2 separate regions of the Homo sapiens genome follow, and region 2 is linked to region 1. Evidence: chromatin loops called from intact Hi-C (ENCODE). Cell type or tissue: pancreas. All regions are shown on one strand.

Region 1 (2,500 bases):
TGTATTATTTGCAGTAGAGATGGGGGTCTTGCTATGTTACCCAGGTTGGTCTTATACTTCTGGCCTCAAGCAGTCCTCCCATCTTGGCCTCTCAAAGTGCTGGGATTACAGGCATGAGCCACCGCACCCAGCCTATCATATTTTTAATCTGTATTATCCATGTATGTATTTATTTTTCAAATGTCTCTGACCCATGTTTGGTTGAATCTGCAGATTCCAAACCAGCTAACGCAGAGGGCCGACTGTATGTAGCGAAATTCTGTCAACAATTAAAATCCTCTGCCAGCCGGGCACAGTGGCTGACGCCTGTAATCCCAGCACTTTGGGGAGGCCAAGATGGGAGGATCATTTGAGCCCAGGAGTTCAAGACCAGCCTGGGCAACACAGTGAGACCACATTTCTACAAAAAATACAAAAATTGGCCGGGCGTGGTAGCTCACGCATATAATCCCAGCACTTTGGGATGCCGAGGCAGGCCATCACCTGAGGTCAGGAGTTCAAGACCAGCCTGACCAACATGGTGAAACCCCGTCTCTACTAAAAATACAAAAATTAGCCACGTGTGGTGGCTAACACCTGTAATCCCAGCTACTCGGAAGGCTGAGGCAGGAGAATCGCTCTACCAGGGATGCGGAAGTTGAAGTGAGCTGAGATCGCACCATTGCACTCCAGCCTGGGTGACAAGACTGAAACTCCATCTCAAAAAGCAAAGCAAAACAAAACAAAACACAAAAATTAGCAGGATGTGGTGGCGTGTGCCTGTAGTCCCAGCTACTCAAGAGGCTGAGGCGAAAGGATTGCTTGAGCCCGGGAGGTCGAGGCTGCAGTGAGCTATGATTATGCCACTGCACTCCAGCCTGGGTGACAGAGCAAGACCCTGTCTAAAAAAACAAAAAAACAAAAAAAACCCATCTACTATGTCTGCCACCCCATCAAGGCTCCCAGGGCCCAGAGAGGCATGGGTGGTTCTCAGACCCCTGAGCTCACCTCAGAGTACAGGGGTGGCGGGCGGTAGCGGAACTCTTGGATGTAGGCGAAGAACGGGCCTTCAAGGCTCATGTCGGGGTCCTGCGGAAGCGGGAAGGGGCTCTGCCCCAAGGCTGCCTCCTCAGTGTCGGCTACCACCTCCGAGTACTCAGGAGGAGCTGGAAGCGAGAGACAGGGTGGGTGAGGTTGGCAGGAGAGAGCCCTGCTCCAAGGGACCAGGGGCCAGGAGCTGGCTTGTGCCAGCTCTGGGGCTGCCAGGCTGTATGTCCTTTGGTTGGGATTCCGGGGGACTCGTGGTGAGAGAGTTGACCCGGCATCCACCTCTCCGTGTATCCACCCACCCTCTGCATGCAAGCAGGGTGGGAGCTTACCCTCAGGCCGCTCCGGCAAGGCCCCCAGCCTCCAGTCCAGCAGGAAGCTGGCGTGGCTGCCCACGCTGGAGGAACGGCTGCCAAAAGGGTGCAAGGGAATGGTGCCGATCACCAGTGGCAGCTCCAGCAGCAGCTTGGACGTTCCTGGGATATCCACACAGACCTGGAGGAAGGAACCATAAGGGAGGGTGCCCAGGCAGCCTCCCCAACCCCCACCTCCCTCCTATGCCTGGGGAGACTGAGGCCTCAGCTTCCCCCAGTCTGAGGGAATACAGGGTGAATGTAGGCACTGTCCCCCAGGGCCAGCAGGATGCCCTACCTTGAGTGCGTAGTCCACGTGTAGAACGCGGCAGTGCAGGATGGAAGGACCCACTGGGGGGATCCGCAGTGCCCGGCCCTGCCACAGCGCCCGCTGCCCGGGGCCCACCGGCTCGCCCGCGAGGCTGGCCACCACTGCCCGTTTCTGCTTTCGGGCGCCTCGGGCCATGAACGTCTGTGTCTGCACCACGGCTGCCCGAGGCAGCACAGGACGTGTGGAGCCGTTGTCGATCTCGGCAAAGACAGGGATGACCTCTCCTGCAGCAAGGAGCAGTGGGGCCTCAGTTTCCCCTCCTGCAACCCCAACACCAGCCCCCGTCCCAACCCAGTCCGGTCCGCCTGCTACCTGGGGTGTAGCCCTTGCGGTCGATCTTGGCCGAAAGGGAGACTAGGCCACGGTTACAGTACCAGGATCGGGCAACCTTTTCCCGAGCCCCCGCTTGAGGTGCCTGTCGGTGTAGAGGAAAGTGACATGGATGAGTCACTTTGTGCAAACCACAGTCGCTGTGGAGCTTCCAAACCACCCCCAGCTGAGGGAGGACTTTGGGCAGGGCTTGGTTTCTTTTTAACAATCCAGGAACTATCCGTTAAATAGAGCCAGGAACACAACCCATCTTATAAAGCCAGAAATGAAATGTATAAGCCAAGTGTTTGGTGTGTAATTCACACTTGGTAAGCCCTAGCTCTGGTCTATTTCACAGAAGAGGCATCTGAGGCTCAGAGAGGGCTTCAAGACACTTGCCCAGAGTCACACGGCAAATGGGTGCAGATCCCAGTGGATTCCACACGCATTCCCACACCTGCCTCCCTCCCTGCCAGGGCCC
Region 2 (2,500 bases), 52 kb before region 1:
TTCCCTGCCTCCTGCCTGGAATGTTTGTTTTCCACACGGTCCAACTCCTATTCGTCCTTCAAAACTCAGCTCAAAAGTTCCCTCCTCCAGCAAGACTTCTCTGCCTCCTTCTGGCCATGCCCTTGTTTACAACTGTCCCTTCTCCCTGGTCTGACACTGCGGGGTTGGGGTAGATGTGTCAAGGTATCTGGGGGCTCTTGGGGAGGAGGAAGATGCAGGAATCTGTTCATTGAGCGACAAATAAATGAATGCAAAAATAAGGAGGACACAGGCAAAACCCGGTGTGGTGGCTCACACCTGTAATCCCAGCACTTTGGGAGGCTGAGGCTGGAGGATTGCTTGAGCCGAGGAGTTCAAGACCAGCCTGGGCAACATGGTGAGACCTCATCTCTACAAAAAATATTTTTAAAATAGTGGGGTGTGGTGGTGCACACCTGTAGTCTCAGCTGCTCAGGAGGCTGAGGTGGGAGGATGGCTTGAGACCAGGAGTTCAAGGTTGCAGTGAGCCGTGACTGCACCACTGCACTCTGGCCTGGGCGACGGAGCAAGACCCTGTCTCAAAAAAAAAAAAAAAAAAAAAAAAAAAAAAAAAAATAGAAGAAGAAGAAGGAGAAGAAAGAAGAAGAAGAGGAAGAGGAATAGAAGAAGAGGGAGGAGGAGGAGGAGGAGGAGGAAGAGAACAACACAGGCTCTGTTGTCGGGTGCATGGTTATAAGAGATTCAGAGATCAAATGATCCCTGTTCATGCCACGGTGTCCTTTCAGTTCCAAGAGAACCAACTGGAACCCAGAGAACAAAAGAGTCAGGGTTGGTGGGGGGCAGGCAGGCCTGGGTCCAGGGGCAGCCACATGTGCCCTATGTGCAGGCTCCTGGAATTACAGAGTCTTTTTTTATCTTTTTGAGACAGATTTTCCCTCTTATTGCCGAGGCTGGAATGCAATGATGCGATCTCGGCTCACTGCAACCTCCGCCTCCCGAGTTCAAGCGATTCTTCTGTCTCACCCTCCCAAGTAGCTGGGATTACCGGCGCACACCACCACGCCCAGCTAATTTTTGTGTTTTTAGTAGAGACAGGTTTCATCATATTGGTCAGGCTGGTCTCGAACTCCTGACCTCAGGTGATCAGCCCACGTTGGCCTCCCAAAGTGCTGGGATAACAGTCATGAGTCACTGTGCCCGGCCTGGAATTACAGAGTCTTGAACACTTCCTGCATGCCAGGCCTTTATTTCTTGACAGCTACCGGGCAGGTGGGTTCTGTGGTCTCCCAGTGAGAAGCCCGTGGCATGTGCACCAGGATCAGCAGCAAGTTCATGGAGAAACCAGGCCCTCCTAGCTCCTTCCCTGAGGAAGAGGCAGGAGGTAGCCCTCTGCCAACCCACGCTCTCCCACCTCAGAAGTGCAGGTTTCTGATTGGCTCATCTTCTTCGCCTCCCTGGGGAGCTTCCTGAGCATCCTTCTCGTGGGCGTCCTTGGCTACCTTGGCCTGAACAGGTAACTGACACCTCTTACCGTTACCATAGCGATGGTAATGATGCTGGGCAGGGGAGCCCTAAAGTGGAGCTTAGCCCGCAGATTGGGTCCTTGGCTTTGCCCAGGAAATAATTCAAGGGCAAGCCAGAGGTAGAAGAAAACAGCTTTATTGAAGCAGCAGTTATAGCTCCGTGACTGCCTCTGCAGAGCAGGGCTTCCCTGTAGGCGGAGAGTAGCCGCTGAGAGCGGTTTTGCAGTCAGATTTATACTTACTTTTAATTGCATGCAGATTAAGGGGGGCAGTTTATGCAAAATTTCTTTCTTTTTTTTTTCTTTTTTGAGATGGAGTCTTACTCTGTTACCCAGGCTAGAGTGCAGTGGCACGATCTTGGCTTATTGCAACCTCCCCCTCCCGGGTTCAAGCCATTCTCCTGTCTCAGCCTCCCAAGTAGCTGGGACTACAGGTGCGTGCCATCACACCCAGCTATTTATTTTGTATTTTCAGTAGAGATAGGGTTTCACCATGTTGGCCAGGCTGGTCTTGAACTCCTGACCTCAGGTGATCCTATGCAGAAATTTCTAGGGAAGGGATAGTAACTTTTGGGTCCTTGGTCATTCCCATGGAAAGGGGCGGTGACACTGGTGGGCATGTCTGATTGAAAGCTGCTTTCAAGCCGGGCACGGTGGCTCACTCCTGTAATCCCAGCACTTTGGGAGGCTGAGGCAGGCAGATCGCTTTAGGCCAGGAGTTGGACACCAGCCTGGCCAACATGGCGAAACCTCTCTCTACCAAAACTACAAAAATTAGCCGGGTGTGGTGGCACACGTTTGTAATCTCAGCTACTCAGGAGGCTGAGTCAGGAGAATCGATTGAACCCAGGAGGCAGAGGTTGCAGTGAGCCGAGATCGCGCCACTGCACTCCAGCCTGGGCAACAGAGCAAGACTCCGTCTCCAAAAAAAAAAAAAACCTCAGCTCCTCTCACTGGTCCCCTTTCCTCCCCAGGGCCGCACGGCACCTGTGCCCGCCG

What was found. A loop is a pair of places that touch in the nucleus more often than their neighbours do. Peaks named below come from ENCODE experiments on the same cell type or tissue, not always from the same donor. Only the 100,000 strongest peaks of a DNase experiment are listed, where the experiment ranks them.
Region 2: a loop joins it to region 1, with 3 times the contacts of the local background. A loop is called at or near these places in 108 of 110 quality-filtered maps.

What each region holds. Positions count from the first base shown.
Region 1 is chr19:18,009,217-18,011,716 of GRCh38, reverse strand. ARRDC2 (arrestin domain containing 2) reads right to left here. Exons shown (of 8, transcript NM_015683.2): 4 at 2,023-2,125; 5 at 1,678-1,934; 6 at 1,359-1,521; 7 at 988-1,145. Among named protein-coding and RNA genes, the nearest start is that of ARRDC2, 2.3 kb to the right of the region's middle. In pancreas, no CTCF peak of the experiment used is centred here; DNase peaks (open chromatin) are centred at 1,338 and 2,012; H3K4me3 peaks cover 74 bases; H3K27ac peaks cover 387 bases.
Region 2 is chr19:18,061,173-18,063,672 of GRCh38, reverse strand. It overlaps IL12RB1 (interleukin 12 receptor subunit beta 1), which reads left to right. Exons shown (of 17, transcript NM_005535.3): 14 at 1,396-1,492; 15 at 2,476-2,500. Among named protein-coding and RNA genes, the nearest start is that of IL12RB1, 25 kb to the left of the region's middle. In pancreas, no CTCF peak of the experiment used is centred here; no DNase peak of the experiment used is centred here.